Linked DNA regions of Homo sapiens: regions 1, 2, 3, 5 and 6 are each linked to region 4. Evidence: chromatin loops called from intact Hi-C (ENCODE). Cell type or tissue: endothelial cell of umbilical vein. All regions are shown on one strand. Each heading gives the region's core, and the rest is flanking DNA. Links, peaks and the distances in the headings are about the cores only. Region 1 overlaps SGK1 (serum/glucocorticoid regulated kinase 1). Region 2 has its middle 20 kb from the start of LINC03002. Region 3 has its middle 55 kb from the start of SGK1. Region 4 overlaps SGK1 (serum/glucocorticoid regulated kinase 1). Region 5 overlaps LOC101928277 (a long non-coding RNA gene). Region 6 overlaps SGK1 (serum/glucocorticoid regulated kinase 1).

Region 1 (5,308 bases), core at 54-5,053, 120 kb after region 4:
TATTTGCCAAACTACTATTAAAAAGAAAAACAAGCAAAAACACCTAGGCTGTATGATTGACATTCATACAGCCTTGATTAGATAGAAGTTTCACTTTACAAACAGGTTTTGACATTGTGTAGATAAAACTTTGATATCAAACCTTTAAACCTCAAGATTTGATAATATTTACTTTAATAAGAACTTCTATCTTCTACTTAAATGTCAAAAAGAACAGAAATCAGACCACTTACTAAAAGGAAGCAGACTTGGAATCCACATTGGTTATCTTTCGTGAGTTAGGAAAAAGTTAATAGTATAAGGCCAAACTCAAGGAAGCCTGAATATTAAGATGATTTATGGAGACACTGAAGACATAAATCAGATATAATTATCTGATTTACAAAAACTAGTCATTTCACCTCCTCAAATGGCCTCATAATTCCTTGATGACGCATGGCAGAAAAGTGCTCATGTCAAACTAAAATGCAGACAAATGGAAAGATAAATGGCCACATCCCAGTAACAATTTGACATCCCATTATTCCTCTTGAGGATTTCACCTGTGTACATCCAGAAGGTGCTAGGTGAATGAAAGGCATTCGGTTTTTAGGATTTTAGCAACACACATGAGAAAAGGTTCACTTTTGCGCCCACTGACAATCAGATGAAGATTCAGGTCATGTTGCAAGTTTTTCTGAACATGTGGCTGTGCAGATAGCTCAGGTCCTGAGCAAAAACAACAGCAAAGAACCCTTTGGCAGTGAAGCCTATCTTGGCCTCTGATCCCTTGGTCCTTCCTACTCACCTTCCTGTCTTTATTTTTCTTCAGCACGTTTCCCATCTAATATACTGTGCTGTATTTTTTTTCATTGTGATGAAATATACATCACATAAAATTTACCACTTTAGCCATTTTTAAGTGTGCAGTTTGGTCACATTAGTACAATGACGTTGTTGAGCAACCATCACCGCTATCCAGTCTCCAAAACTGTTTTCATCTTCCCAAACTGAAGCTCCATACCCATGAAATAGTAATTCCTCATCCCCCTTCTTCCCTAGTCCCTGGCAAGGACCATTCTACTTTCTGTCTATAAATGGGACTACTCTAAGTACCTCATGTAAATTGAATTATACAGCATTTGTCCTTTTGTGACCAAGTATTTTACTTATAAATTTGTGTTTATTTTATTTCATTTTTGAAATGGAGGCTCACTTTGTTACCCAGGCTGGAGTGCAATGGCATTATCTCGGCTCACTGCAACCCTCGCCTCCAGGGTTCAAGTGATTCTCCTGGCTCAGCCTCCTGAGTAGCTGGGATTACAGATGTGCACCACCCCCCCAACCAGCTAATTTTTGTATTTTTAGTAGAGACGGGGTTTCACCATGTTGACCAGGCTGGTCTCGAACTCCTGATCCTCCCCCCTTGGCCTCCCAAAGTGCTGGGAATACAGGCGTGAGCTACCACGCCCAGCCAGTGAATCTTTATTAATGTGTTAGATAACAAAGTCTAGAGGAAAGCTAATAATTACTGTAAATTTCTCAGTAATGATGAGCATAAACGATATGGTGCCTTGAACAACTGTCATATGACATGAAAATATCTATGATTTTTATTAGTGACAAAATTGCAGGTCCTGGTAAAACGATTGTGGTTTTTGGCTACATTTATAATTGGAGAGACTAGATTTCAGCTAGAGATGAGTGAAAATGAATATGTAATTTTTTTTTTCATCCAAGTTCTGAATTTCCTCCATTGACATTCTCCTGCCCCCCAAGGGATGTCTGGATGCTGGGTTAAGAGCCCTTGGCTGGGTAGCTGGATAGTGCAGTTGGGGAAGAGTAAGCTATTCTGCATGGTTGGAGAATGGAGTCCAATGGATGAGGAAGGAGAAGCAGGAGAAAGAAGAAGAGACGAGGGGGCAGAGAGCTGAGCCAGGGCCCCATCTCAGCTATATAAATATAAGGGTAAGGAATTAGGGCTCTGTTTTGAGAGTCACAATAAACCACTGACATATTTTAAGCACAGGGATATCAAGGTCCCACTTGTATTTTAGAAAGCCCTTCTAGGACCAGGTGTGGTGGCTCAAACCTGTAATCCCAGCACTTTGGGACGCCAAGGCAGGTGGATAACCTGAGGTCAGGAGTTCGAGACAAGCCTGGCCATCATGGCGAAACCTTGTCTCTACTAAAAATACAAAAATTAGCTGGGCATGGTGGTGCGTGCCTGTAATCCCAGCTACTGGGGGACTGAGGCAGGAGGATCGCTTGAACCTGGGACCCGGAGGTTGCAGTGAGCTGAGATCGTGCCACTGCACTCTAGCCTAGACAACAGAGTGAGACTCCATCTCAGAAAAAAAAAAAAAAAGCCCTATAGATGGCAACCTGGAGGATTCTATGGGGAATAGTTGCAGGAGGCCAGGAGCAGGACAGTAGCAAGAGGCCATTAAAAAGATGGTAGCAGTTCTCCAGGTAAGGTTCAAGGTGGCCTGAGCTTGGGAAATGGCAATGCAGACAGTCAGTAAGGACATGGGAGTGGGAACCCATGGCAATTTAGAAGGTAGAATTAAAAGTGGATTCTCTTTTACTCCTAGGATGAAGAATCTGAATGTAAGCATGAGAACAAAGAAGTTCACTTCAATTTTCTCAAGTTCCTGCTGTAACAGATGGTCAGCATAGAATGCTCAGCGAAAAACCACAGTAGTTGCCAGAGAAGTCATGTGATGTAATGGGAAGAGAATCTCAAATGTCATCAGTCGACGTGAGTCTTCTTATCTGTGTGACCATGGGGAAGTTACTTATGCTTCCTCATGACCAGTATCCTCACTGGCAAAGCAAGGCTAAGGACACCAGCATTCCTGAGTTGTGAGTCACAAGGGAGAGATGATCATTGGACATTTTGTAAATTTTTCATTTTGTTTATCATATTATTGTTTTTATAGGCGAGATATTGCTGTGTTGGCCGGGCTGGAGTGCAGTGGGGCAATTTTAGCTCACTGCAGCATCCAACTTCTGGTTCAAGCAATCCTCTCACTTCAGCCTTCCAAGTAGTTAGGACTACAGGCATATGCTGCTGTGCTCAGCTAACTTTTTCATTTTTTGTAGAGACAGGATCTCACTTTGGAAGGCAGCTATGCTCACCACTACACTGCCAACACCAGGATCTCACTTTGTTGCCCAAGCTGGTCTTGAACTCCCGGACTCAAGCAACCCTCTTGCCTCAGCCTCCTAAAGTGCTGAGATTACAGGCGTGAACCACACCATGCCTGGCCCATTTTGTCAATTAAGTGTTTTGGAAATGCTACTTGTTCATTATAATCAATCAGTAAAGGATAATTATTGTAGAAATTAGTATTTACTAAGAGTTGAAAAAGCATTCAGCTCTTTTTTTTTTGGCAGAGCTAGCTGAGGTTTTATTTTGGACCAAAAAAAAAAAAAAAAAAAAAACAGTTGAATTGTTTTGTAGCTGGAGGCATGGGCAAGGGGGGGTCCCCAAGCAGTAAACTTCCCCGCACGTGGGCTGAGGGCTAGGACTGAGCCTCAGGTGGGTCTCCTGTTCCCTGTCCTACCCTGCACAGGGGCCTCCCTCCTGGGCTCTGGGGCAGCCGCAAGAGGGGCAGGCTGGGAGGGGCTGCCATGGCTGTTCACTCGGGCAGGACATCAGAGGACTTGGACACCAGCTTCCCATTGCGGGTCTCGATCTTCTTCACAACCACAGCCCTGGTGGAGCTGATGTGGCTGAAGGAGCTAGAGTTCAGGCCGTAGCTGAGGCTGGGACTTGTGAGGCCCCCATAGGCTGAGCACAGACCACCTGCATAGCCGCTGGTGGTCTTCGTATGGATACTCACATTCTGTATCCCAGACTCCAGCCGGCATTTCTAGCCCTCCAGCAGCTTCCTGTAGGTTGCGATCTCAATGTCCAGGGCCAGCTTGACGTTCATCAGCTCCTGGTACACACGCAGCTATCGCGCCATGTCCTGCTAGGCCCGCTGCAGGGCGGCCTCCAGCTCAGACAGCTTGGCGTTGGCATCCTTAACAGCCAGCTCCCCATGCTGCTCGGCATCTGCGATGGCAGTCTCCAGGGAAGCCCTCTGGCCTTTGAGACCCTCAGTCTCAGCCTGGAGCCAGCTGATGTTCCGGTTCATCTTGGAGATCTCTGTCTTGTTTTTGAGACAGAGTCTCACTCTGTCGCCCAGGCTGGAGTGCAGTGGCACGATCTCGGCTCACTGCAAGCTCCGCCTCCCAGGTTCAAGGGATTCTCCTGCCTCAGTCTCCTGAGTAGCTGCAATTACAGGCGTGCACCACCACCCCAGGCTAATTTTTGTATTTTTAGTAGAGACAGGGTTTCACCCTGTTGGTCAGGCTGGTCTTGAACTTCTGACCTCGTGATCAGCCTGCCTCGGCCTCCCAAAGTGCTGGGATTACAGGCGTGAGCCACTGCGCCCGGCCTAGATCTCAGTCTTTGTATGCTGCAGGTCATCCCCGTGCTTCCCAGCCAGCATCTGCAGCTCCTCATATTTGATCTGGTACATGCTCTCAGCCTCACTCCGGCTGCGGTTGGTGATCTCCTCGTACTGCGCCTTGACCTCAGTGATGATGCCGTCCATGTCCGGGGAGCGGCTGTTGTCCATGGACAGCATCACAGACGTATCCGAGATCTGGGACTGCAGCTCCCGATCTCTTCATACAGCTGCCTCAGGAAGTTGATCTCGTCAGTCAGCCCTTCCAGGTGAGACTCCAGCTCTACCTTGTTCATGTAAGCTTCATCCACATCCTTCTTGATGAGGACAGATTCATTCTCCATCTCTGTAAGCTTATTGATCTCATCCTCACCAGCCCCTGCATGTTGCCAAGCTCTGCCTCCAGCTTCAGCTTCTCCTGGCCCCGAGTCTCCAGCTGCCGCCTAAGGTTGTTGAAGTAGCTCTCGAACATGTTGTCCATGTTGCTCCAAGCTGTCTTCTGCTGCTGCAGGAGGCTCCACTTGGTCTCTAGCATCTTGTTCTGCTGCTCCAGGAACCGTACCTTGCCTATGAAGGAGGCAAACTTGTTGCTGAGGGTCTTGATCTTCCCCTTCTTTTGGGTGCGCAGGCCTGGATGTTGGGATCCACCTCCAGATTAAGTGGGCTCAGCAGGCTCTGGTTGACTGTGACGGCAGTGATGCCTCCCATGCCGCTGGCCCCACCATAGCCTCCACCCAGGCTACCCTGGAAGCTGCTGCTGCCCACTCAGGAGGAGCTTGAGGAGCTGATGCAGGTACTGGGCCCACTCGTGTAGGAGCGGCTGCTGAAGGCCCGGGGGCCAGAGATGGACAACTTGTAGGACTTCTGGG
Region 2 (5,308 bases), core at 185-5,184, 340 kb after region 4:
AGCTCCCAAAGGGGATGGCCTCAGCATAGTTTCCAGCTCTCGGCTCTCTTAACAGGAAGGCGTTGCGGTGTCGCAGACACAATCTGAAGTGGGGGTTCAAACAGACACAACTTCACATACTGGTTTTGCAACTTGCTGGCAAATGAGTGAATTTTACTCAATCCCAATTTTTCTCATCTGTAAAACAGCCATAAAATCGACCCCCACTGCCTCTTCCTCACCCCTCCCACAGACAAAGGATTTTTTTTCTCTTTTTTTCTATTCAGTCTTCACTGAACTAACATTTGCACGCCAAGCACCATTAAGTATTTTGCAAAGATTGTCTCATCTAATTCTTGTCAGTAAAGAAGTTTCATTTATGATCCTCATTTTATAGTGAAGAAACTAGGAATCAGTTGACTTAAAAATGACCTGCCTAAAGTCACACAGGTAAGAGGTGGAACCAATTTCCCACTGAAGAAGTGTGCCTGGGAGCCTGAGCTCGTAACCACCGCTTGTGACGATGACAATGCCTGGCAGTCGTCATCCTGTCTGGCCCATGGATGAAATTTAATAGAAGTTAATTCTGCATTTCCTCTTTTCTTAAAGAGCTATGAATTGGAGCTGAGGCCTGGCAGTCAGAAAACCAGGATTCTAGTGGGCTGGTAAATCACTTCTATTTCCTTGCAGCATAATGAAAGCATGGGATCAGATCACTCTCCTTAAGCGTTTCTTCTGGGCTGAATGAATTTGTACTCTCTACAGGTCTGAATGCTTGCTCTAAACAGAAAATAAGTTAGTTGTTCCCTAAAATTTTATGAAAAATTTATATTCGTTTCCATCATCTGAGTTTGTTTTGATATTTAAAACATAGATATTATGTCCTACCTAAACCTCTCTCCATGCACTCACTCACACTCACCTCATCCCATCTCGCAGTCTTGTGTGTTCCTTTACTCCAGGCACACCTAATTCATGGCTGCACATTCCCAAGGGCACCCTAGAAGGGGCACTCTCTTGGTTTGAAAAGCAGAGGTGTCAGTAGGTTTCATCAGGTCTCTGTACCTACACAATTCTATTACTCTGTTAACCTATGTGATGTGGAGGTTTATGACATAGAAGTTCTCCCCAGACTCGACCATGAACTTCCCAAACTCATCCAGAACTGAACCACCTTAAAACACGCTCTTTTGATATCTTGCCAACTTGGCAGATAAGACCGGATTTTCTACAAATTAAAAAGTGGTGATGGTGATGTGTTTGTTGGTGATGATGCTGATAAAATATGACCACTTCTTTATACGAGATGATTTCTTATAAAGGCAAATGAAAATTTTGTATCACAGTTGGAAACCACTGGACCATCAAGTACACTTGAAGGGCAAGAAAGATAAATTTACAGACAAAACTAAGGATTGTTTTTATATTATGTATTTCTCTGTCATCTGCCCACACCTGAAACCCAATTAACATTCAAGGGAGAATGAGTTTTGTTCAAGCCATTTAGAAGAGTAAAAGGAAAAGTAAATTTTAATAAGCCAGTATTTTTCTCTTGACACAAAGATTAGCAGAATTTGGGAATAATGTTTAAAATAAGTGTTATAGGCTGGGTGCGGTGGCTCATGCCTGTAATCCCAGCACTTTGGGAGGTCAAGGTGGGCGGATCACCTCAGGTCAGGAGTTCGAGACAAGCCTGGCCAACATGGTGAAACCCTGTCTCTAATAAAAACATAGAAAATTAGCCGGGCATTGTGGTGGGCACCTGTGATCTCAGTTACTCAGGAGGCTGAGGCAGGAGAATTACTTGAACCTGGGAGGTGGAGGTTGCAGTGAGCCAAGATCACGCCATTGCACTCCAACCTGGGCAACAAGAGTGAAACTCCATCTCAAAATAATAATAATAAGAAGTTGTTATAATATATGGAATGTATATTGCAGCATTATATTTTAAAAACAAACCATTACAAAAACACTGTTAATTTTGGAAGGCACATTAGCCAGTAGGGTTGAAAGATTTAATGTTCCAGTAATAGGAGTTTGGAATTCCAAAACACAGAGAAATTGTCACTTTTATTGTTTTGCTTAGTCTGGTTTTATTTCAGGAAGTTAGGAGACACTGGGCCCGACAGCGCAGATGACAAGCCGTGATGCAAATGCTTCCTATCTATGAGACAGGAAATGCTCTCAGACCCTGCACGTAACTCCCTGCAAAGTTTGCTCTTTGTTTTTGGTACATCCATTTGCTTCTTTGTGCTTAATTCTATGTATTGTGTACAGATGAGACAAAGAGAAAGCTGCAGTTATAGGACAGTATATGCCTTCTAAAGAAATTGCTCTTACATTATCAAGGAACAAATGAAGAGGTTTACTGATTTATGAGGAGACATTTGGTATAAACTGAAGGACTTGCTACAGTAGCCATATAAAGGACCTCATAATGAAATTTTTCAGGTCACACACACACATACGCACGCATGTACGTATATGCACATATACAATTGTTTTTCAAGTGGTTTCAGATTTTTCAAATGCAGTCACTAAAGATCAATTCTAGCAATGAATACATTTTGAATTTGTACCCTCTGAGCTCTTACCATTTTGGTCATGCAGACCTTGAGAATTAAGAACCCAGAATATTTTTCTTCATAATTTTGACACTGATTCATCCTATTTTTTTTTTTTTTTTCAGGGAGGAAGGGGGTCACAGGGTCTCGCTCTGTCACCCAGGCTAGTGTGCAGTGATGTGCGATCATAGCTTGCTGTAACCTCAAACTCCTGGGCTCAAGTGACCCTCCCGCCTCAGCCTCTTGAGTAGCTGGGACCACAGGAACGGGCCACCACACCTGGCTAATTTTTTAAAATTTTTTGTAGAGACGGGGTCTCACTATGTTCCCCAGATTTGTCTTGAATTCCTGGTCTTAAGCAGTCCCCCTGCCTCGGCCTCCCAAAGTGCTAGGATTACAGCCAGGAACCACTGCACTGAACCATGATTCATCCTGTCTTTGAATCTGCCCACCTGGAAGTGTTGTGTAAATTTTTCCGTAAAGACTGGACTTGGCTTCATTCAGTTCGACTATCAGATTCTTCACAGTGCCTCAGAGGTATGCTCTTACTGCTGCAAAAAAAAGCTGGGGGAGGAAAGTATTTTAAAATTATTGAATGATCCTTGCTTAAACTTGCAAATTTACAGTGGCCAGGAGCCACTGTACCACAAAATCATGGTAAAAAATTTTCCTCCTACTAGTACTTTTAATGAATTTATTACAATATTATTTCAAGCCCAACTAGAGAACTGGAATAGAATGATACATTTCATCCTGTTTGCTATACAGCCGGTTTTTATTACAAAAATCTTGTTTTTACTTTAGTTTCATTTTTAAGGCAAATATTTGGCCCCTGGTTGAGGGAGTAGCGTGTCAGCCCTCAGCATTTGAAAAGGGAATTGCATGTTGGTGGGGCCGTGCTCCCTCCCAAGCCTGTGGGAGAGGAGCCTTGCTTGTCTCATCCACTTCTAGTAGCCCTGGGCATTCCTTGATTTCCAGCACAAAACTTCAGTCTCTGCCTCTTGTTTACATGGCCATCTTCTCTGCGTGTCTGTGTCTTCAGACAGTGTCCTCTCTGTGTGTTATTTTCTCTTCTAAGGGCAGCTGTCTTTTGGGATTAAGGATACACCTTATTCCTTGCGATCCCAACAATTACATTTGCAACAACCCTATTCCAAATAATGTCACATGCTGATGTATTGTGGATCAGAACATCAACATATCTTTTTGGGAGGCACAATTCAACTCATAAGACCTGCCAAGCACCACTCTAGGTGCCAGATTACAGAACAAATAAGACAGAGTTCATGCTCTGCAACTACAAGGAGGTTGACATGAAACAAACAAAAACCAAGAGTATCAGTTCATGATAAGTGCTATGTAGACGATTATAGGGCACCTTAAACTTAGATCGGGTGCTACAGAGACAATTATATAATAGGGCACCTACTCTGAAAAGATCACTCTAGGGTGACCTTTAAGCTGAGATCCCAAGAAAAGATGAAGGCAGTCATGCAGAAATAGGAAAAAGAAGATTCAAGGTTAAAGAAACTAAGGCCCCAGGAGGAAAACAACTGCCCCTATCCCATTGCTCACAGCAAAATCTGTCAGCAAGAAGGGCTTCCTTTTTTTCCATGAATTTATGTATGACCTCACATATGATCTGCTTAAGTTTGAGCTCCTGGTAGTTAACTTTCTGTAAAGTTATGGACAGATGGAACAGCAACCCAAGGAATAGAACTTTTCATGCTCTAAAAAAAAAAGTATTCATCTTTAGCTTGAAGGTGGCATATTGTTTTATGGACTGTGAGGCAATTTTTATAGTTTGGAAGCTATTTTCCAAATATAAACTGAAATATCATTGAAAGGAAGTGTAGAAAATAAATAGAGAAACTTAGTGACTAGCTAAGTCCTCCTCATATCGCCTTAAATGATATCAGATCTGGTTTGCAACTACTCATTCATGAAAGACATTAGTTTCATTTACAAGAAAATCATCCCCAAATTTGTCTTAAATCAGATAAATTTAAAGAAATAAATGGGGCCAGGTGTGGTGGCTCATGCCTGTAATCCCAATAATTTGGGAGGCTGAGGTGGGTGGATGACCTGAGGTCAGGAGTTTGAGACCACCCTTGCCAACATGGTGAAACCCCGCCTCTACTAAAAATACAAAAATTAGCTGGGTGTGGTGGCGGGGGCCTGTAATCCCAGCTACTCGGGAGTCTGAGGCAGGAGAATTGCTTGAAACCGGGAGGCAGAGGTCGCAGTGAGCAGAGATTGTGCCACTGCACTCCAGCCTGTGTGACAGAGTGAGACTCCATCTCAAAAAAAAAAAAAAAAAAAAGGAATACTGAAATAATTATAAGAATATAATTAATGTAATATGAATAAAAAATGAAGAGAAATAATGTAGAAATAGCCATTATTTATGTTTGTGACTATATTTCATAGAAGCCACATTTTCCCAAGAATGTTCTTACCTTTTAAAATTCTATACATCCTATAGTATAGGACATAGTGATCTAAAGCTGGTATCTAAGTGGTTTCATCTCAAGGAAAATTAAAACATTGCATGAAATGAAAAACAGCAGAGAAAATTTAAGGGCCAAGATCTTTTGTACCTTTTCTATGTCAAGTTTGGGTTTGCATTTTCAAAACTCTTAGAAAGATTAACAATAAAAATAGGGCACCTTTTTTTAATCTCTGTTGTTTGCAGATATAAGCATATTTTACTTACTGAATTATTAACTTTTCCATATGCCTGTCAATTTTTAGAAAAAGACCAA
Region 3 (5,308 bases), core at 45-5,044, 190 kb after region 4:
TAGATTATGGTTACTTATTCATTCTCAAGGAACAGGAAAGCCAGCAAAATAGACATTGATTGCCTCAATAGCATGTACTAGGTAACAACTTCATTTAAGGCACTGATCCCAGGTACTGTGGTCAATATAAAAATGTATAAGATCTGACCACTCTCCCAGATTAAGCTACAGATAAACATGACTAATTCGAAGTAGAAATGGGCAATGTGAAATACAAAGAAAGTGCTGCGAGATTTCTGAAGACAGTAAGATTATGTCTGATTTGGGGGATCAGGTAGTGTTCTGTGGGATGCCTTCTGCACCGGGCTCAGAAGGAGGGAGCTCTGGACATGTAGTGGTGGGTGGGTAGAGATGGGGCACTCCAGGTGGTGGGATAGTACCCCTGGGAAAGTGCTGAGCACTTTCTGGACCTTTTTTTAATTATTATTATTTTTTAACTGATTGACAAGATATGGAATCTGGATCGTTAAAAAGGCTATTTGGCTGTGATGTGGAGCTGTGAGAAGTAAGCTCTAGAGTGAGATCCTGAGAGTTCTTTAATTTCACCAGTTGTATTAGTTCCCTAGGGCTGTTTTAACAAAGTGGCTGAAAATAACAGAAACGTATTCTCTTATGGTGCTGGAAGGCTGAAAGCCTGGTATCAAGGCGTTGGGCAGGGCCATGCTTCCTCTGACGGCTCTAGAGAGGAATCCACCCTGGTCTCCTCCAACAGCTTCTGGTGGCTCCCGACAACCCTTGGCACTCCTTGGCTCATAGCTACATCACTTCAGTCTTCACCTTTGTCTTCACAGGGCCTTCCTCCCTGTACATCTGTGTACCTTGGTGTGTCCTTTCTTCTTTTTCTAAGGACGCCGGTGAAATCGGATGTAGGGCCCACCCTAATCCAAGATGACTTCATCTTAACTAATTACTTCTGCAAAAACCCGTTTTCCAAATAAGGTTACATTCTAAGGTTCCAGGTAGACATGATATTTGGGGGCACACTATTCAACTCACAACACCATTTTAGCAAGATCCCAAGAGTACCATAGTGTCAAGCACTAAGGAGTCTGAACTTTACCAGTTTAGATGCCTACGTTCAGAGAGACATTGAGCGAAGTCTTTTTAGGGCAGGGAATACCTTGACAGCCTTGGCCTTCCCTAGGTTGGACCTGCTGTGCCTGTGGTGAGCCTTTAACACCCGACTGCCATAAGCCACATTCTGAAAGGCCGTACACCCACATATACTGTCTGGGTGCCTGAAGCTCTGCCTTCCATCTCTGCCCACTGGGCTATGATTGTAGCATTCCATTTTGCTCTTACTGGGGGAAGTATTCTTGTCCCTCTCTCCTGCACCCAAATGCCCAGCTGCTGGCTGGGACTCATGAGTAGAAGGTCAGTGTAGGCTTCAAAGCTAGTATTTCCATTTTTCCCATTCTACTACATCTGCCTCCCATGGCTTACTTTTGTTTTGTTTTAGAGACAGGGTCTTGCTCTGTCACTCAGGCTGGAGTGCAGAGGCATGATCATGGCTCACTGCAGCCTCGAACTCCTGGGCTCAAGGGATCATCCCACTTCAGCCTCCTGAGTAGCTGGGACTACAGGTGTATGCCATGATGCCCAGCTCCCATGGCTTACTTTTGGAACAATGTGTTTGTCAAATTAAGTACACAGGCCTGCAAGAACTGGGAAGGAGAACTCTTATCTTACTTAGTACCTCTCGACATGTACTTTTTGCTTTAGAGACAACTAAGTAGCCATATCAGAACAAGTGTCAGTTGAAGGATACCTTTAAGATATTCATTTACAAATGCTTTTCTGAATGCTTTGTGTATGATAGTTCCGTATCTCATTATTAATTCTTTTAAGCTTTTAGTGCAGGCAAAACTAACATGTTTAACATCAGTCCTCTTATTTTTTACTATAAATAGTTGCAAGAATTAAATGAAATAATATATTTAGAAGTCTTAACACATTCCACACAGCAGTCACTAGCTATTATTACCCTTCTAACTGTACATGCTGGCAGTTATCTGGCTCAAGGAGTTTTTAGTGGGATATGATATATTTTGCCTCTCAATTTTGAGTTTTAATGCTTTTTACCATCAAAGGATTGACATATCTTCCTGGAAAAGATAAAAAAGATCTTTGAAGATTTGTTTTCTTCAAAGTTATGACAACCACAGCAACGTGCCTCAGTGTAGATACTCTGGTTGCTAAGGACCGCATAGATCAGGGTAAAAAGTGGGCTGATGGTACCTGTCATTTTCTTTTCTTTTCTTTTTGTCACTTGGAGGGAAGAAGCAGCTTGGTAGATGCTTGGGCTTGTGTCTGAGGCATCACAGCAGCATTGTGAAAAAGAATCAGTCAGCATGATGGTATCTATCTTTTTGGACTGACTTCTGGACGGATCTGCCATTCTACCGCTGTACTTTGCTCTTCAGGGAAACATGGAAGCACATTCCCATGCTAAAGAAACTTCTATGTGATCAGTTCACTATGCAGAGCACTGGGAGTTTCCCTCCTCAACAGAGATTGCAGCACACAGCCTCTGCCTTGCTCAACACCACAAGATTCTGTGTCAATAATCAAGGACAAAATAGCTCTAAAATTAAATCTTATTTCCAGCCTAGAGAATTTTTAATCTAGATTTACAGACATCATAAAAAGTAATGATTACTATGTCAAGAAAGGTAATTTTCATGAAGGAAATGACTTCTAATCCAAATGGTTTATTTGTAGGATTAATGTCATATGAACCTGTTTTATACAAAGTTGTAGGGAGACAAAAAAAAGGGAAGAAATTAATTTCGAGCCTAAATATACCAGTAAATAAATAAGTTGACAAAAATGAGCTAATTTTAACTTCAAATCACTCACCCAATTCGTCTTGTACAATAACCTCAGAAACACAAATACACCATGTCCGGCTGCATATGAAAGTGGCAAGAGCTTGTCATTTCCATTTTTAAAAGGAGAAGCAAATGTGTCTAGCTTACTCAATTTTTTCCTAACTTCAACTTTCATGTTTATATAACCATCAGGGAGACGTGCTGACTCACAGTCAGCCTCTGGGGCAGCACTTCCCTTTTCTTTAGTTCTTGAAGAAACAAGTATGGTGCTCCCAGGAGAGTGGACAAGCTAACCATGTGAGTTTTTTATACACACAAGTAATATAATCGTGTACATTTATGTTAATTGACAAAAGTCTGAACAAGATAATCCCTAAACAATAAGAATGATTTTATTTTATTTATTTAATTTTTTTGAGATGGAGTCTCACTCTGTTACCCAAGCTGGCTTGATCTTGACTCACTGCAACCTCCATCTCCCAGGTTCAAGTGATTCTCCTGCCTCTGCCTCCCGAGTAGCTGGGACTACAGGCTCACACGCCACCACACCCAGCTAATTAAGAATTATTTTAAGCAAGAATTGCTTTTTAAAATGCTAAACAAAATGATAAAGTCCACAAGTTTTTAGGTTTGTAGGTGAAGTCTTAGCTGACTTCCCACCTCCAGCAGGTTGGAAACTGTTCTTGATGCTCCCATAATACTTAGGATTTACACGATCATTGCGACACTACAGCACTTAATAGTAGCCAGGAGATAGAAGGTTCCGTGTATGGGGTACTGAGTTTGCACTGCACTTCTTCTCACTCCAGGCCACAGACCCCCGGACTCTACTTCCTTCCTTAGAGTCAGGAACTAAGAGGAAAATATTCAGCTTGGTTTTCTGGAGTGAGAAATACAGGGTTGAGACTACGTCAAGACAGTTATGTAAATAATGTAGGTGAAAAACTGAAGAAGAGATGAGGAGCCACCACAGCTTCCCAATCGATTTATTTGCTTCCAACTTTTCCAACATTGCTGCTCAGTGAGCTTTCAAAAATGCCAGTCCAATTAATTCACTTTTCTGCTTAAAACCCTTCAGTGCATCCGAGGGGACTTGAGATAAAGACCAAAGCCCTCACCTGCCCTGGAGGCCTTGAGTGACATGGTCCTCCCCTCACCTGCCTGGGGAAACCACTCTTGCTCCTGAGGGCTCCAGACTTCACCTGCAGTTGCTCTCTTAGTTCATCGAAACAGATGGGCTTCTTCCTGCCTCAGGGCCATTGCTCCTGCTGTCCTCCTGCCTGAATCATCGCAGCAGACTGCCAGCCCTTCTGCTGTCTTTGGCTGCACACTTCTTTTCTTTGGCCAGCCAAGAGATGACTGAAGTTTGAATTTGAATGCCTTAAGGCCAGTAGACTTCCTCCAGTGGGCCTTCAGTTCTAATATTTCTTGTTGTCTTACCCCTGCCAGATGCACACATTTGTGTTACCTGCCTGATCTCTTAAAGGAATTTGAGTTTGCAATCTCTGGACTAATTAATGTCTACTGATCAACCAATAAAGCACAAATGCCACCTCCTCACAAAAACTTTCACAGCCCCACAAAAAATCCTGTACTTTCCCTTCATAGCACTTGTCACAACAACAATTAAATAACTAATTGTGTTATTACATGTCTAAAGTCTATATTCCCGGCCAGCATGGACATTCCAAAAGGGCAGGGACTCTTGTCTTTTTCACCACTATGTTCTTAGTGTTTACATATAGAAGGCACTCAATGATTGAATGGATGAATGATAAAGCTAAAGTATTCCAAAGCTTAGTGACATAAATAATTCTCTAAAAGCTTTAAATGAGAATTATAGGCAAACATTTTTCTGAGATTATTTGAGCCTAGTCCTTCCAGGAGACACTGAGATCCCACAACCCTGAGGATGATATATCACGGGAAGCTCATGACAGTGATTTCGTACTACTGTGCTAGGTCTAAAGGGCAGAAGGAATGGGGAAGCCAAGAGGGCTCCAGGCTCCATGCAACTAATGAAACCATAGCAGCTCTACTTGCTAGACTTTTATCATTATTCACTTTCTTTCTTTCTTCCTTTTTTTTTTTTGAGACAGAGTTTCACTCTTGTTGCCCATGCTGGAGTGCAATGGTGCAATCTCGGCTCATCGCAAACTCTGTCTCCCGGGTTCAAGCGATTCTCCTGCCTCAGCCTCCTGAGTAGCTAGGATTACAGGCATGTGCCACCACGCCAAGCTAATTTTGTATTTTTAGTAGAGATGGGGTTTCTCCATGTTGGTCAGGCTGGTCTCAAACTCCTGACCTCAGGTGATCTGCCCACCTCAGCCTCCCAAAGTGCTGGAATTACAGGCATGAACCACCGCGCCCAGCCTGTCATTATTCACTTTCTATCTTTTATGTAAATATAGTGAATTTCTGCATAGGATTTGTCTGAACAAACCTTATACCAAGGCTTTGACAGTGTCTATCTTATT
Region 4 (5,308 bases), core at 220-5,219:
GCGCGCCCTGCATCTCCCCCATGGGCAGCGGGCGGCGGGGCGCGCGGCAGACGAGAGCGACCGGCGAGCACTGACGTTTCCTTGAAGGAGCCGCCGTGACTCAGGCCGGGCAAGATTTCCTGCCCCGAGTCCCAAAACAAACAAATGGCCCTTGTGCACGGTCGGGTCGCTTCCGAAAACGCCTTTTTTGTGCTTTTGGCCAAAACCAAGCAAGGCTGAAAAATCCCAGAACTTGGAAGAGGAGGAAGGAAGGAAAGAAAGAGGGAAAAGGGGGAGGGAGAGGTCAGGAATGTGGAGGGGAGGGGGCGGAAATAAAAGTCGTCTCTGCACTAAAGGAAGAAGTACAATCTGCATTTCACTTTTTTTTTTCTGAAGTAATCTCTGAGAACATTTTGTCCGTTCCGCATGTAATTTTTTTCCTTGCATTTTTAATCTCTGCCATGCCAAGAACACGTGAGGAGGTAACAAGCGAAGGGAGGGGTAGCTTTGCCCGGGGGCAGACCTGGCGTGAACCGGGCATCCTCGATTCCTCTGTGGGGCCTGCTCCTCTCCCGCTGTCCCACCTGAAAACCCTGCAGGTCATGATACATGGTCTTAAAATCGTCCCTACCCTCCCTGGGTTTAACTCAAGGCTGCCCCAGGGCTTCTTAGTTTTGCCACCTCGCTCGCTCTTTATGTGAGTCCCACATAAACTGTGACTTTATCCTGAAAGATTAGCCGGGTGACTCCGCTGCAGAAGGCAGGGAAGAGAGGGAAGCTCGAGGCGGCGGCCCGGGCTCTGCAGAACAGCGATGCCGGTGCCTTCCAGTAACCCCGCGGCTGGGGGATGTCTGGGAGCCGCAGCCTGACCGCCGGCGCGGGGACGTGAGCCAGTGCTGGCCGGGAAGCCGCGAGCACGGCGACTGGGCCCGGAGCGGGCAGTTACAAGTTACCACTATTCGCAGGGCCAGGTACCTGGCGCTCGCTGTTGCTGTCTGCGGTGGCTGCCCTGCCATGACCTCTTGCTACCAAAGGCTCTGCCATTTTAAAGTTGCCTACTGGATCTGGCACAGTCCCGAAATACCAGCTGTCAAACCAGGAATAGCATGTGAAACGCCTTTTCCTTGGTCTTGGGCAGGGGTTTGTTTTGCAGGCAAAACCACCCCCACTTGCCCTAAAGTGAGCTCTAGTCTCAACTCCTTGGTTTGCTTTGTTGCAACAGCCCCAAACCGAGAGAAGGGAAACACATTCTCTCTCCTGGAGTCTGGCTGGGAAAGTTTGCTCAGTGCCCACACTTATAAAAAGCATTTACTGGGGCCGGGCGCAGTGGCTCACGCCTGTAATCCCAGCACTTTGGGAGGCCAAGGCGGGCGGATCACGAGGTCAAGAGATCGAGACCATCCTGGCTAACATGGTGAAACCCCGTCTCTACTGAAAATAGAAAAATTAGCCAGGCGTGGTGGCGTGCGCCTGTAGTCCCAGTTACTCGGGAGGCTGAGGCAGGAGAATCGCTTGAACCCGGGAGGCGGAGGTTGCAGTGAGCCGAGATCACGCCACTGCACTCCAGCCTGGCAACAGAGCGAGACTCCGTCTCAAAACAAACAAACAAACAAAAACAAAACAAAAACAAAAACAAAAAAAACACTAGTACCTGAAATTGACATGCCAACCTAAAGCAATGTTTAGGCAATTTCAAATCACAGTAACTGGCCCATGTCTGCTTCCTCTTGCAGGGAATCTTCATAGAATGTGACTTTGTTATTGCCAGTGCCACCCGTATGTCATGTCCCACCATTCAACTAGCCTAGCCCAGCCTAGCTCTGCTCCCACCTGGTTCCTTTCCCTCTTGAGAGAGCAAATTTTGCTCAGGCTGCCCAGAAACATCAACCTGCACACAGACTTTTGCATGTTTGTTTTCAAACATTAAATTAAGAAACCTACAACCAGAGACCCTCTCCTACACCCCACCTTATGTGCCTTCCCCATGCCAAGTAACCCCAAATCCTTTGAGGCATCTGCAAAATATAGTACGGTAAGTACGAACCTTTCAAAGGGGGTTTTATAGCTTCTTCTTTCATTCTTCGGGTTGCCCAAGGATATGCAGGTTGGGGATTACTTCTGGAGGCTGGAGGTAGAGCCCAGTTATGGCTGGAATAAGCCTCCCTGCTACATGCCTCTGATAAGCTGGAACTCTGAGATGACATGAGAGCACGAGCCAGAGACGGCTATCCCTGTTCTGTTATGAACCCCACTTTATATCAAGGCAATTTAAGTACAGGAAGGGAGCAAGCTGCAAAGTTCAACACTGGGCCATTTATTCTCCCCATTGCGACATCACTCAGAAAATTACAGTCATCAGTGTCCTAGCTTTATTACACCCCCAGCACGCACACAAGAAATGTAACTTAACTGATTATCCTCACAAATCAGTCCGGAAAAAATTCAAAACACATGCACAGGATTTATTTTCTCAGAGGCTCTGTGGCATGCATTCCGGGAGGAACGTGGCATTCAGGTCGGAGGGTTCTACGCGGAATAGAGAATAGATGCAACCGTATGATTTGTGGTTGGAAAAGAAAGGGAACGTCTGATGTGCTCCTTCCTCCCCTACCCTAATGTTCAGCACTTGGAGACGGATGGTCGGCTAAACTTATCATTTAACCGAGAGAATCAAGTTGTTGAGACTGGCTTTTCTTCCAACCGGATACGTGATGGGTGGAGCAGGCGCCCCCTGTTCTGTCCCAGCAACCTACTAAGACTTCCGAACAGGAAGGTGACACACGGCGGAGGGGTGCTTGAGGGGAGGGGGAGACGGGGGAGCTGTGTGTGACGCGCGCCTGTTAACACTGCACAGGCATTAGGTTGCCCTGTAGCTGCTATTCAAACTCTTGATCTGTTCTTCCTTCCTGTCGCCAGCCTCTTTCTTTGGTCCAGATAGTCCTCCTACTGGGAGGAATCCGGCCCCTTTCCTCATACTCCCTGGTGGCGAAGTGGTCCGAGTAGCCTCCCGAACTGTTTGTAAATGCAACCTAGAGGGCGATCGAGTTCTCTGGGAGAACTTGCTCCATATACGCGTATACGCGGCTTCCCCCACTTGTCTCCTGAGGTTCTATTGGTCCAGGGAATTTCTCTACAACACCTTGTGCAGTCATAGAAAATATAGACGGCTTGATAGGAGATAGGCTAATTACCTCCCCACTCCTCCAAGCGAATTGTCTCACATTTATGTCTCGGTGCTGGGAAAACTGCAGTCAAAACCCTCAAGTAGGAATGACTGACCAGGATGAAAAGTTTGCACTGAAACTAAACGTTTCCCAGTGCATGTGCATTTTAATGCTTCAGAAAAAATTTTTTCACTCTTCTATTTTATTTTTTTATTTCTTTATTTGTCACTCTATAGTCTGATGGACTATAAATGCTAAAACCTGAGAGCTTCACAAAGATATGACTTTTTCCATTTAATTTTAAAAGGCTTATAAATTATTGATATTTCTCAACATATTAGAGAAAATATTTTGAAAAATATTTTTTATAAGGACTTAACCATATTCACTCTTAAGACACTTCTTAAATGTATCAGCTGTAATTGTCATGATTCCCCGGGTATGTTATCTTCCATTGATAACAAGGCAATATAATTGTTTCATATTGTTCAAAGTACCATCAATTTTAGAACAATCCTATGAAGAGTTTAAGTTCCCATACTTTTTGATTCATTGTTTGATGCTCACAGAAACCTTTCCCTGGAACACCCTCAAAAAAGCTCATAGAAATACCAGAAAACATAATTATTATAATTATAGAAAACATAATTATTACTCTAGAGAGAAACTGAATGGATCAGTTTTTGTTGAAGGTTGTCAGCAAAGGCATGTCTTTTTTTTTTTTTTTTTTTACAGAAAATGATGATGACAAATGAGTTTATTCATTATAGCTATTATAGACAAGTCACTGGCAATGGTGGTTATTTAAATGTCTATTTATAGACACAGGTTGTATAGTAATTATTACCTTCCATATTCATAATTGTCAAATTTGACATGCAAAAAGATGTGATACAGTAGATAACTAAGAGAACACTATCTCTAATCATAGTGTTAAAAGTTATTAAAACCCACAAAACTAATTATTTCATTTATCGCAGGGTTTATATTTTTTCCAAGACAGAGGTGATAATATTCTACACCCATTCCTTCTAAAAAGTGAGCCCATAGGAAAATTGACGGGAGGGTAGGAACAAGATTTGGTAGTAAATTTTTTATGTCATTCAGGGGATAAATTAAAGAGAAGCCAGTGGGAATACTTGACATGGGAGGAATGAGAAGCTTTTTTTGTTTGTTTGTTTTTGTTTTTGACATAGAGTTTCACTCTGTTGTCCAGGCTAGAGTACAGTGGTACAGTCACAGCTCACTGCAGCCTCAACCTCCTGGGTTCAAGTAATCCTCCCACCTCGGACTCCTGAGTAGCTGGGACCACAGGCACATGCCACCATGCCTGGTTAATGTTTTTATCTTTTGTAGACACATGGTCTCACTGTGTTGCCCAGGCTGGTCTCAAACTCCTGGGCTCAAATGATCCTCCTGCCTCAGCTTCCCAAAGTGCTGGGATTATAAGTATAAGCCACTGCGCCTCACCTGAGGAATGAGAATCTACATAGCAAGAAACAAACAGATCTTTCTCAGGCTGAAAACTTACCCATCTCCATCTTGGCAATGTTGTCAATGTCTGATTTAGTATAATCCAATCAATGATTAAAAAAACAAAACATCAGCTAGAATGCAATATGATAGGTAAGGAATTGTATGTATGTGACAACTTTATTTTTGGTTCTCAGGATTGACCTGGAAAATGGTGTCCACAGAACTTTACATAAGATTATGAAAAATGATACATTGGTCTGGACAGAAGAGTAAATTGGAAAAATTTGTAAGTCAATATTTAATACTATTGGTAAACTCAAGAGGACTGTGGTGGCCAGGTGCAGGGGCTCACACCTCTAATCCCAGCACTTTGGGAGGTTGAAGCAGGAGGATCACTTGAGCTCAGGAGTTTGAGACCAGCCTGGGCAACATAGTGAGACCCTGTCTCTACAAAAAATACAAAAATTATCCATACATGGTGGCACGCCTGTAGTCCCAGCTACATGGGAGGCTAAGGTGGGAGAATCGCTTGAGCCCAGGGTGTTGGAGGTTTCAGTGAGCCAAGATCTTGCCACTGCACTCTCGCCGGGGCAACAAAGTGAGATCCTATCTCAAAAAAAAAAAAAAAAGGACTCTGGCCTTATATTTTTGGCATGCCTTTACTGTTAGGCATTTGCATTTTAAAAGGC
Region 5 (5,308 bases), core at 225-5,224, 540 kb after region 4:
AATGTTTAATCAGTCCAAGTAATATGAGACTACTGAAACTACTATTAATAATATTATCATACTTAACCTGTCCCAGGCACTGTGCTAAACTCATTACATTTTATAAGTGTGATCCTAATGAATTGTCATGATGACACTATCATAAAAGCACTGATGTAATCTGCATTTCACAGATGAAAAAACTGAAGCTCCAAGATGTTAGGTAACTTGCTCAAGATGATGAATTTAGTAAGAGGCAGAGTCAGATTTTAAACCTGTCATAACCCTGTACTTTTGACTTCTTTCTAAATTTCCTATATGGTTCACCTCAGAAATAAAAAATGTTGCTTTTTTCTCTTCAACACTAGACTCAGGTGGACAGAATGGGATTAATCATAATTAGATTTATCACTGATAATGTATAGCCTGATTTTATTGGTTTATCAGTAAGCTATCTCTAAAAATATATAATTACCCGCAAACGCACCACCAAAACCAAAGGCCAGAACCTTGACACCAAACGCCATCTAACTCCACAGTCTCCAGCATCCCAAACCCAAGCTCAACTCATCCGGGATAAATATTATCCTGAATCCTGTGTTCCTTACTTCCTTGATTCATTTTAAAATCGTATATGTTGCATCTATATGAACTCCTTACAAAGGACATATTTTTAGTTTTGTTATTTTTAACTTTGATTCATCTATGTTGTTTCATGTCTCTGTAGTTCATTATTTTTGATTGATGTACAATATTTCCCAGTCTTGTTGATGGGCATTTGAGCTATTTCCTAGGTTTTTTTTCTATAATAAACAGTGCTGCTATACATTTTAAATCCTTGTATCCTGTTATTGGTATGTAACTTTCCTTTGGGTATCTACTTAGTAGCAGTATTTCTGGGGTGTAGGAGACATAGGAGATGTTCAACTCCAGGAGAAAATGTCAAGCCAATACATGATCCTATCAACAGTATTGAGATCCTGTTGATTCTTATCGTTTCTAATACTTGATATCAGACACTACAATTTTTGCCTACTATCTAAGTATAAAATAGTATTTGTTGGCCAGGTGTGGTGGCTCATGCCTGTAATCCCAGCACTTTGGGAGGCCGAGGTGGGTGGATCACAAGGTCAGGAGTTCAAGACCAGCCTGGCCAATATGGTGAAACTGTCTCTCTACTAAAAATACAAAAATTAGCTGGGCGTGGTGGTGGGTGCCTATAGTCCCAGCTACTTGGGAGGCTGAGGCAGGAGAATCGCTTGAACCCAGGAGGTAGAGGTTGCAGTGAGCCGAGACCGCGCCACTGCACTCCAGCCTGGGAGACAGAGCAAGACTCCATCTCAAAAAAAAAAAAAAAAATACTATTTGTTGTAGTTTGGATTTGCTTTCCCTGACCACTAATGATGTTGTGTACCTCATCATTTATGTATCAGCTAAATATTTTTCTTCTTCTGTGGAAGACCCTAACCCTGTCCACAGAGGAGGTAAAATTAAAGGAAAAAAAAAAAAAAGAATAACCTAACCCAAGGGCCAAATCCTTGCCAGAGAAATTGCCCTTATTTTAGCCTTGATTTTTAGTAACTTAAGAGTTAATTCAAGATCTAATAGAAATGGGATAGTAACCTTATTTTATAACAACACCTAATATGTGCTTAAAGGCTGACTTACTGCCTTTAATTGTTTTTACTATCTTTTTGCAAAATATCATCCCCATATTACATAACCAGACACAGAGGACCCTTTTACGTAGTAAAATTATATTGCAAAGAATCCTCAGTTCTTAGTACCAAATTTCCCCAGAGCACATGAATTTCTAGGGGCCGCCAACAGTCCTGACTACCTGTTGCACAGATCAGAAGCATGCTGCCTGACTGCAAAGGCTAACATGTGAAGAAAGGCTTTTGCCTTTATAAGGATGTCATAAGCAGTCTTTCACGTAACAGGAAGTTGTAGTGCATACAAATGCTATTTTAAAGTCTGGGGATATTTAATCATACCTTAATCTTTATTATTTATATTTCCCGGTGCCAGTGTCCACAACTATTGTCCAAAGTGTGACAGAAAGAAATCCTGTAGCAGGAAGCCCAGAGCCTACTCATGGACACCTGTTGCAACTTGAATCGCAACCAGTACTTGCAAAACAATGCATATATGTGAACAACTAAGTGTAGCCACTGGCCCTGCCTTACTAATATAGAAGGAGATTACAACTCCACCTGCTGCCCCTGATATTTTAGGTGTCTCTGGAAGCAGAGGAAGAAATGGAAAAACGACATAGGTAGTAAGAAATGTTCGTGGCGGCAAATCCACATGGATCTGCAGCAACCTCAATTCTTGCTTCCTCAGAAGAAAGAATTCGACTAAGGGGCATAAGGCAGAGGGAGAGCCTGAAGCAAGTTTTAGAGGAGGAGTGAAAGTTTATTAAAAAGTTTTTAGCAGGAATGAAAGGAAGTAAAGTACCTGGAAGAGGGCCAAATGAGCAACTTGAGAGATTCAAGTGTGTGGTTTAGCCTTTGACTTGGGGTTTAATATGTTGGCAAGCTTCCAGAGGTTGCGTCTCTTCTCCAGTGAGCCTTCCTTGGAGTGGGCTGTCCGCATGCGTAGTGGCCTGCCAGCACTTGGGAGGGGCCGCATGCGCAGTATGTTTACTAGAGTTGTGCACATACTCACTTGAGGAATTCTTCCTTCACCAGCGGAATGTTCCCATAGGACGGTCATATGCCACTTAGGAAACTCTCCCATTTTGCCTCCTAGTGCGCATGCATGAGCCCACTTGGCCAACTCCTGAGATCTTGTCAGGAAGCTGCCAATCACCAACTTTAGATGTTTTGTTAATCTAGGGAGACTGCCTTTCCCCTGGCACTGGCTGCAACCAATTATTAGGTTGGTGCAAAAGTAATTGCCGTTACTTCCAGTGGCAAAAACAGCAATTACTTTTGCACCAACCTAATATTATTTTAGAGAGACAGTTTAACAAGCACCTGACCACCACATGATGATTGCCTGACATTCCTGGTGGCGGGGGAACCTCTGTGCCCTACTCATGTTTAACTATCTATCGTAACGGAAACAAGAGTACAACCATAGAGGAAAAAAATAAGGAAAGAGACTGCTAGAAAATAGCCAGAAAATTCTCATTTTCCCACCTAAAATAACAGATGCCTATAAAACTCTTCTTATTACAACAATACATAGCAGGGAGCATATGCAAGAGTGGGAAACGTAGGAGAAATTCCCCTCTGAAACCCCTTATACTGGAAAACTGGGCTTCAACGATTGAACTTGGAGAAACAGACATATCTCTGTAATTAATGTAATTCAGTTTTTTCCCAATGGTCTTTGTTGATAATATAGTCCAATCAGTGGTATTTTCCCCAACTGGCAAAAAGACTCAGGCCCTTTACGTATCACCTGGCTATTTTGGGAGTTTCTAGGAGTACATGATCAAATCTGGTTGGAAAATTGGTAAGTTACTGAATTGGGATGTACTTCTTTCTTCTATTCCTAATCAGAGCCCTGTCATCTGTGTACCGCAGGGTAACATTACCACCCTTACTGGGTACTTTATATTGTCAGGCCCTGCTGCTTTTTCTCCTGCATTCTGTCTGATTCAACACACACTGCTCTCACTTCCACTGGATCTTGAAGGACGAGTGTTAAACTTGGTTTGCATTAAAGTGAAAGAAAACATTTCTCTCTCTCTCTCTCAATGTCAAAAATCAATGTTTAGAACTCTTAGGAGGAACTATCAGTCAATGATTTTTAGACTTTGGAGCAGGAAATAACATATGAAACACACAACATGTTAACTTTTAAAAGCAAAAAAACAAGCTGCACAAATTCGACCTCATTAAAATTAAGGCGTTACAATTAAGAAATTTGTCAACAGACACCTTAAATAGAATGGACAAATTATAAACTGAAAGAAGCCATTTGAAAGATACACAACCAACTAGGATTTGTTCAAAAAAAAAATATATATATATATAAAAGTTCAATAAGTCAATAAAGAAACCAATAGAAAAATAGACAAAAAACATGAACAATCATTTCACAGAAGAAGAATCATATATGGGCAATAAACACATGAATTCACGTTCAATCTCAGTGATCAGGAATTATAAATTAATGCAACAATGAAGTACTATTGTGTACCCATTTGGTTGGCAACAATTGAAGAGTCTGATAATATCTCATGTTGGAAAAGATGTATATCCACAAGGCATTTCACAAAGTTGCTGGTAGGAGTAAAAATTGGTAAAACTATTTAGACTATTTTAGCATTAGCTCCTGAAGTTGAACACTCACATAACCCTTTGATCCAGCAATTTCATTGAGCATAAGCATATACTCAATTTCTCTTTAGTATAAGCATATACTCAAGAGAAAGTCTGCATGTGTTCACCAGGAGATATATATATATGAGTGTTCATGGTTCACAATCATGGAAACCTGTGTATTAGTCTGTTTTCATGCTGCTATAAAGAACTGCCCAAGACTGGGTAATTTCTAAATGAAAGAGGCTTAATTGACTCACAGTTCATCATGGCTCACGCCTGTAATCCCAGCACTTTGGGAGGCTGAGGCGGGTGGATCACCTGAGGTCAGGAGTTTGAGACCAGCCTGGCCAACATGGTGAAACCCCGTCTCTACTGAAAAATACAAAAATTAGCCTGGCGTGGTGGCATGCGCCTATAGTCCCAGCTACTCGGGAGGCTGAGGCATGAGAATCACTTGAACCCAGGAGGCAGAGGTTGCAGTGAGCCGAGATCACATCATTGCACTCCAGCCTGGGTGACAGAGCAAGACTATGTCTCAAAAAAAAAAAAAAAAAAAATCACATATTTTTCTTTTGTTTTTTTTTTTTTTTTGAGACAGAGTTTTACTTTTGTCACCCAGGCTGGAGTGCAGTGGCACGATCTCAGCTCACTGCAAGTTCCACTTTCCGGGTTCAAGCGATTCTCCTGCCTCAGCCTTTCAAGTAGCTGGGATTACAGGAGCCTGCCACCACACCCGGCTAATTTTTTGTATGTTTAGTAGAGACCGGGTTTCACCATGTTGAGCAGGCTGGTCTCGAACTCCTGAGCTCAGGTGATCCGCCCGACTCGGCCTCCCAAAGTGCTGAGATTACAGGCGTGAGCCACTGCGCGGGGCCCAATTCATATTTTTTAATAAACATATAAAGTTTCTAAAGTTTCTGAATTTTCTTAAATTTACATTGTCAAATGTAACAACCTTCCCTTTGGGGTTTCTTTTCTTACAAATCTTATTTCATAACAAGATCAAATAAATAAGAACCTATCTTTTCTGTCAGTTGCTTCATGATTTC
Region 6 (5,308 bases), core at 68-5,067, 110 kb after region 4:
TTTTCACCACATCCGCACCAGCATCAATTTTTTTTTTTTTTTACTTTTTCATAATGGCCATTCTTGCAGGAGTAAAGTGGTATCTAATTGTGGTTTTAATTTGCATTTCCCTGATAATTAGTGATGCTGAGCATTTTTTTCATATGTTTGCTGGCTGTTTGTATATCTCCTTTTGAGAATTGTCTATTCATGTCCTTTGTTGACTTTTTGATGGGGTTTTTTTTTCTTTCAGTTTTCGTTTCCTTGTAACACATCTATTCTGTAAGGATAAAGATGTCTGTAAAATAAGAGACCATTAACTTGTGCTAAAGGTCAGTATTTTTTTTAAGGGATAAAAAGATAAAATTTGCTGGGAAACAAATGTTAGGAACAACTGACTGGTATTGGCTGAGAGGACGGAGTTGCTGAAGAGTTTGCCTTCCAAGGTGGACTGTCCCACTTCACCAGTAATTTTCTTGTGAAAAGTGTTGACTAAAACCAAACCAAACAAAAATAAGTTTTTAAAGAATTAAAGTGAGTTTTCTTTAGAAGTCTTATTGCAGGCTGTAGACTGATGACTACAGTCTGGAAGTAGTTTGTAGAGAGGTTTCGTTAGTAACCTGTTTTGGCTAATATTTTAATCTATTTATATACAGGTGGTGGAGGTTTAGTATGTATAAAATTGTATTAGATTTGTTTAGAAGTTATATTAAAGTAGAATTATATTAAGGTTTGAACGTAAGAGTATATTTGGGCTGCGCCTCGTGGCTCATGCCTGTAATCCCAACACTTTAGGAGGCCTGTCTCTACAAAAAATAAAATAATTAGCTGGGCATGGTGGTGCACACCTGTAGTCCCAACTGCTTGGGAGGCTGAGGTAGGAGGACCTCCTGAGCCTGGGAGATTAAGGCTGCAGTAAGCCGTGATTGCCACTGCACTCCAGCGTGGGTGACAGAGCACAGAGCAAGACCTTGTCTAAAAACAAAATACAATATTTTTTTTTTTTTTTTTTTTTGAGACGGAGTCTCGCTGAGTGCAGTGGCGCGATCTCGGCTCACTGCAAGCTCCGCCTCCCGGGTTCAAGCCATTCTCCTGCCTCAGCCTCCAGATTAGCTGGGACTACAGGCTGGGACACGATGCCCGGCTAATTTTTTTGTATTTTTTAGTAGAGACGGGGCTTCCCCGTGTTAGCCAGGATGGTCTCAATCTCCTGACCTTGTGATCCGCCCGCCTCAGCCTCCCAAAGTGCTGAGATTACAGGCGTGAGCCACTGTGCCTGGCCTAAAAACACAAATTTTTAAAAAAGAGTATATTTAGTTATCTGGTTATAGGTTATAGAAGTATAATTATTAATTTTGTTAGACATTATTTTGTGTGTAGAAAAAGACAAGGACTAGGGCTTTTTATTTTTTAAGGAATATAGTGATTTAGGTAAAGAGAGGTTGGGGGCATTTGGGAGTTGTATGTCTTATTTTGTTTTGTCTCTACAGTATTTTCTTGGAGAAGTCTTTTTTTGTTTTGTTTTTTGAGACGGAGTGTCACAGTGGTACCATCTTGGCTCACTGCTACCCCCACCTTCTGGGTTCAAGCAATTTTCTAGCCTCAGCCTCCCAAGTAGCTGGGACTTCAGGCACATGTCACCATGCCCAGCTAATTTTTGTGTTTTTGGTAGAGATGGGGTTTCACCATGTTGGCCAGACTGGTCTCAAATTTGTGACCTCAAATGATCCACCTGCCTCGGGCTCCCAGATAGCTGGGATTACAGGCATGAGCCACCACTCCCAGCCTTGGAGAATTATATGTTATAGAGTCAGGAGTTTTGTAAAATTATGTTGGCAAGTAGAAATGAATAAATATAATTTTTTTATGTTTGTTATTTTGTCCTATAAATTTTTTTGTTATAAATTAATTGTCTGGTTGTATTTATAAGATTAATGATTGTTTATATAGATAAGAAGGCTTTTTTTTTTTTTTTAAGGAAGATTGGTAATTTTGAGTTGTAGGAGTAAGGAATGAGTATTGGGCCTAGTGTGTATATTTGTCTATTTATTGGAAAATACGTTTTGGATTGTATTTATTTTTTATTTACTGTGATTTGGTTTTTTATATTTAATATAATATTTTAATAAGACTACTATAAGGATAGTATAGGTTGTGTATAATAGTATATATTTAATAGTATTAAAGTGAGTTGTAGATTGGAAAATGTGATAATGACTTAATAAAGTTAGAATATCAATTTGTACATTTTAAGATGAATTGTGTGTTTTTGTATTTACATGTATTAGAGTTTTTTTATGGAAAGTAATTTTGTACTATGCAAGAGACATAGGGGACCCTGTGCTCTATTTTGTTTTGTTGTTAAAGTATCTTTTGGAGAGCTGTATGTTGTCACAGAGTCAGGAGCTTTGTGAAGTTACTTTGTTGGCAAGCAGAAATGAGTAAACATAGCTTTTCATGTTTGTTATTTTGTCTTACACAAAGATGCCATCTCCTTACCTAACCTAAGATGTGACTCTAATAGATAAAATGATAAGGAACATAAACTAAGACAAGAGATCTCTTGGGATGTCTTCAGATCATGAGGGCTAAACATGACTCAGACCGGAAGGTTAGTGTTTACCAAGACCCTTCTTACAGCTGGGGAAAATGAAGGCAAATTAAGTTTAGCCTAAGCTAAAACAGGAGCAACTTGGTTATGGTAAAAAGAGATATTGCCCTATGGGAAGGGCTACTACAAGAATTCTTTCCATACTTAAACTTCAGTAGCAATCTGACAAGTTTTTAAGTGGAGTCTGAATGTAAAACATTCAGAGAGAACCCTTGGTCAGTAGCAGGATAGAGGTTGCAATAAACACAGAGAACTAGTGGCATTTCAAGGAACAGTGAGGAGACAGGTCTGGTTGAAGCAGAAGCTCTTTTGTGAGATCAGTAGAAAATACGCCTGGAGAAAAAGCCTGTTTAAAACTAAACATCTTTTCCAAGGGTAAAACATAAAATCCTTGAAATTAGGCTTTCTAATGGGCAAAGAGATGTCTTCAACCATTTTATGATGAGAAATACATTGGTTCATCCTCAGAGGTCTCTGAACAAAAAGGGGAACACATGTGAAGGTAGTCATGAGGGAGCCTCTGTGAATCATAAGGAGAACTGATTGCAAAACCAGAAGCCAGCAGAAACAAAACAATTCATAAAATTACAGAGGCGGTATTCGGAAGTTCTAAATACTTTTTTTTCCATCTCAGAAATGCTTGGTATCCTAATAATATTTTCTTTGTGATACGTTTTCTATACTCTTAGTAATTTTCCCTGGTCTTGATCTCATCATTAAAGAGGATGAAACCAACACCAGGAAATGTCCATAAGCAGGAAACCACATTTTTATTCCATCACTCATAAAGCATCATTCATAATAATCAGTGTCAGTTTAGCTATAGCAACAGATGCTAACATACACATAGTAAGAGCCTACAAAGGCTCTTTTAAATGTCAGTTTAATTTAAACCTTAACCTCAGATTTTTTCCACAGATACAGTGAGAAACCACAAAGATCCTCCTGTCCTAATGCTCCCTCCATACTCTGCAATAAAAGTTCTTGTTTTGGAAATAGAGAAACCTGTCTGAATCAGCAGTCTTGGCTTGCTGTGTCCTCCATGACCACACCACATGTTCCATACCTTTAGCCTTCATAGGGGCTGGAAAAAACTCTGTCTCCCTTGTCTACCCATTTTCACTGTGGAGTTCGGCTGCACATTTCAGGTGGAAAGGAGGTAGTGTACTAAAATTGCAAAGTATTTCTTTTAATTGGCAATGAATTTAAACAATATTCATTGATTCTTCCACTATGAACAAGCTAGTGTTCCCTGGGGGATAAACAGATGAATAATTGGATAAGCCTTTACTACTCAGGAAGTGTATAGTCTAGAGGAGTGCAGTCCAATAGGAATAGAATATAAACCACAGACACAATGTAAATGTTCTAATGGACACATTAAGTGAAGTAAAAAGAAACATGAAATTAATTTCAAACATATACTTTATTTAACTCAATGTACCCCCAACATTATCATTCTAAATTGTACTTAATATAAAATTATTAATGAAATATTTTATATTCTCTTTTTTTTTCCATACTGTGTTTAAAATCTGGTATGTATTTTACATCTAAAGTACATCTCGATTCAGACTAGCCACAATTCAGGTGCTCAATAGTCACATGTAGCTGGTGGCTACCACATCAGACCCTATAGGTCTCATATGTAGCAGAGAAAAAGACATACAGAGGCTGAGGCGAGCGGATCACTTGAGCACAGGAGTTCAAGACCAGCCTGGGCGACACAGTGAGACCTCTGTCTCTACAAAAAATAAAAAAGTAGCTATGTGGCCTGGTGCAGTGGTTCATGCTTGTAATCCCAGCACTTTGGGAGGCTGAGGCGGGTGGATCACATGAGATCAAGAGTTCAAGACCAGCCTTACCAACATGGTGAAACCCCATCTCTACTAAAAAAATACAAAAATTAGCTGGGCGTGGTGGCAGGCACTTGTAATCCCACTACTCAGGAGGCTGAGGCAGGAGGATTGTTTGAACCCGTGAGGGGGAGGTTACAGTGAGCCGAGACCACGCCATTGCACTCCAGCCTGGGCAACAAGAGCAAAGCTCCTTCTCAAAAAAAAAAAAAAAAAAAAAAAATTAGCTATGCATGTTGGCATACATCTGTAGTCCTAGCTACTCAGGAGGCTGAGGTGGGAGGATTGTTTGAGCGCAGGAGTTCGAGGCTGCACTGAGCTATGATCTTGCCACTACACTCCAGCCTGAGTGACACAGCAAGACCCTGCCTCTAAAAAAAAAAGAAAAGAAAAGAAAAGAAAAGAAAAAGACTTGTTGGAGCCTACTCCCACTCTGTGGAGTGTACTTTTGTTTCAATAAATCTGTGATTTTCTGTCAAAAAAAAAAAACAAAGACAAATGACAGCAATACAAGCTCCATTTGGTTTGGGATGAGGAGGACATTTTCCATGGAAGAGATGGCACTTGAAATTAATGTTCCAAATAATGGTTGTGAGTTGAGCAAGCAGAGACAGAAAAAATGAAGAGTGTAGTTCACAGTGAAGGACCCGTAGAAGCAATAACTTAGGGGAGGAAAATGGCAGGGCGCTGCAGCTCTGTTCAATACATGGAGCTTCTCATTGTGCCTCAGATAATGACAGAACTTCTTAAGGAGGCCTGCGAAGTCCTAGCTAGTTTATTTTCTACTTTGCTGTTCAAACATATTCCCTATTTTCAGGCTCTCTGCTTGAGCCACAGAAGTCTCTGGGCCACCTCCTATAAA

The links. Hi-C counts contacts between places; a loop is a spot of excess contacts. Peaks named below come from ENCODE experiments on the same cell type or tissue, not always from the same donor. Only the 100,000 strongest peaks of a DNase experiment are listed, where the experiment ranks them.
Region 1: it touches region 4 in a loop (8-fold over the local background); 14 of 110 quality-filtered maps call a loop at or near these places.
Region 2: a loop joins it to region 4, with 7 times the contacts of the local background. A loop is called at or near these places in 41 of 110 quality-filtered maps.
Region 3: a loop joins it to region 4, with 2.8 times the contacts of the local background. A loop is called at or near these places in 21 of 110 quality-filtered maps.
Region 5: a loop joins it to region 4, with 5 times the contacts of the local background. A loop is called at or near these places in 16 of 110 quality-filtered maps.
Region 6: it touches region 4 in a loop (10-fold over the local background); 14 of 110 quality-filtered maps call a loop at or near these places.

The regions. Positions count from the first base shown.
Region 1 is chr6:134,293,373-134,298,680 of GRCh38, forward strand. The region is part of intron 1 of SGK1 (serum/glucocorticoid regulated kinase 1); the gene reads right to left. It also overlaps the pseudogene KRT8P42. Among named protein-coding and RNA genes, the nearest start is that of SGK1, 22 kb to the right of the region's middle. RefSeq lists enhancers at 2,536-2,635, 2,696-2,795, 3,273-3,774. In endothelial cell of umbilical vein, for the core only: no CTCF peak of the experiment used is centred there; a DNase peak (open chromatin) is centred at 2,779; H3K27ac peaks cover 2,586 bases.
Region 2 is chr6:134,517,514-134,522,821 of GRCh38, forward strand. No RefSeq gene overlaps it. Among named protein-coding and RNA genes, the nearest start is that of LINC03002, 20 kb to the right of the region's middle. In endothelial cell of umbilical vein, for the core only: no CTCF peak of the experiment used is centred there; a DNase peak (open chromatin) is centred at 2,168; H3K27ac peaks cover 2,542 bases.
Region 3 is chr6:134,370,587-134,375,894 of GRCh38, forward strand. No RefSeq gene overlaps it. Among named protein-coding and RNA genes, the nearest start is that of SGK1, 55 kb to the left of the region's middle. In endothelial cell of umbilical vein, for the core only: no CTCF peak of the experiment used is centred there; a DNase peak (open chromatin) is centred at 3,035.
Region 4 is chr6:134,175,640-134,180,947 of GRCh38, forward strand. All of the region lies in intron 3 of SGK1 (serum/glucocorticoid regulated kinase 1), which reads right to left. Among named protein-coding and RNA genes, the nearest start is that of SLC2A12, 130 kb to the left of the region's middle. RefSeq lists a silencer at 1-186. In endothelial cell of umbilical vein, for the core only: a CTCF peak has its summit at 2,987; DNase peaks (open chromatin) are centred at 842 and 2,882; H3K4me3 peaks cover 1,229 bases; H3K27ac peaks cover 3,535 bases.
Region 5 is chr6:134,712,320-134,717,627 of GRCh38, forward strand. All of the region lies in intron 3 of LOC101928277 (a long non-coding RNA gene), which reads right to left. Among named protein-coding and RNA genes, the nearest start is that of LINC03002, 170 kb to the left of the region's middle. In endothelial cell of umbilical vein, for the core only: no CTCF peak of the experiment used is centred there; no DNase peak of the experiment used is centred there.
Region 6 is chr6:134,285,506-134,290,813 of GRCh38, forward strand. The region is part of intron 1 of SGK1 (serum/glucocorticoid regulated kinase 1); the gene reads right to left. Among named protein-coding and RNA genes, the nearest start is that of SGK1, 30 kb to the right of the region's middle. In endothelial cell of umbilical vein, for the core only: no CTCF peak of the experiment used is centred there; DNase peaks (open chromatin) are centred at 2,696 and 3,186; H3K27ac peaks cover 2,966 bases.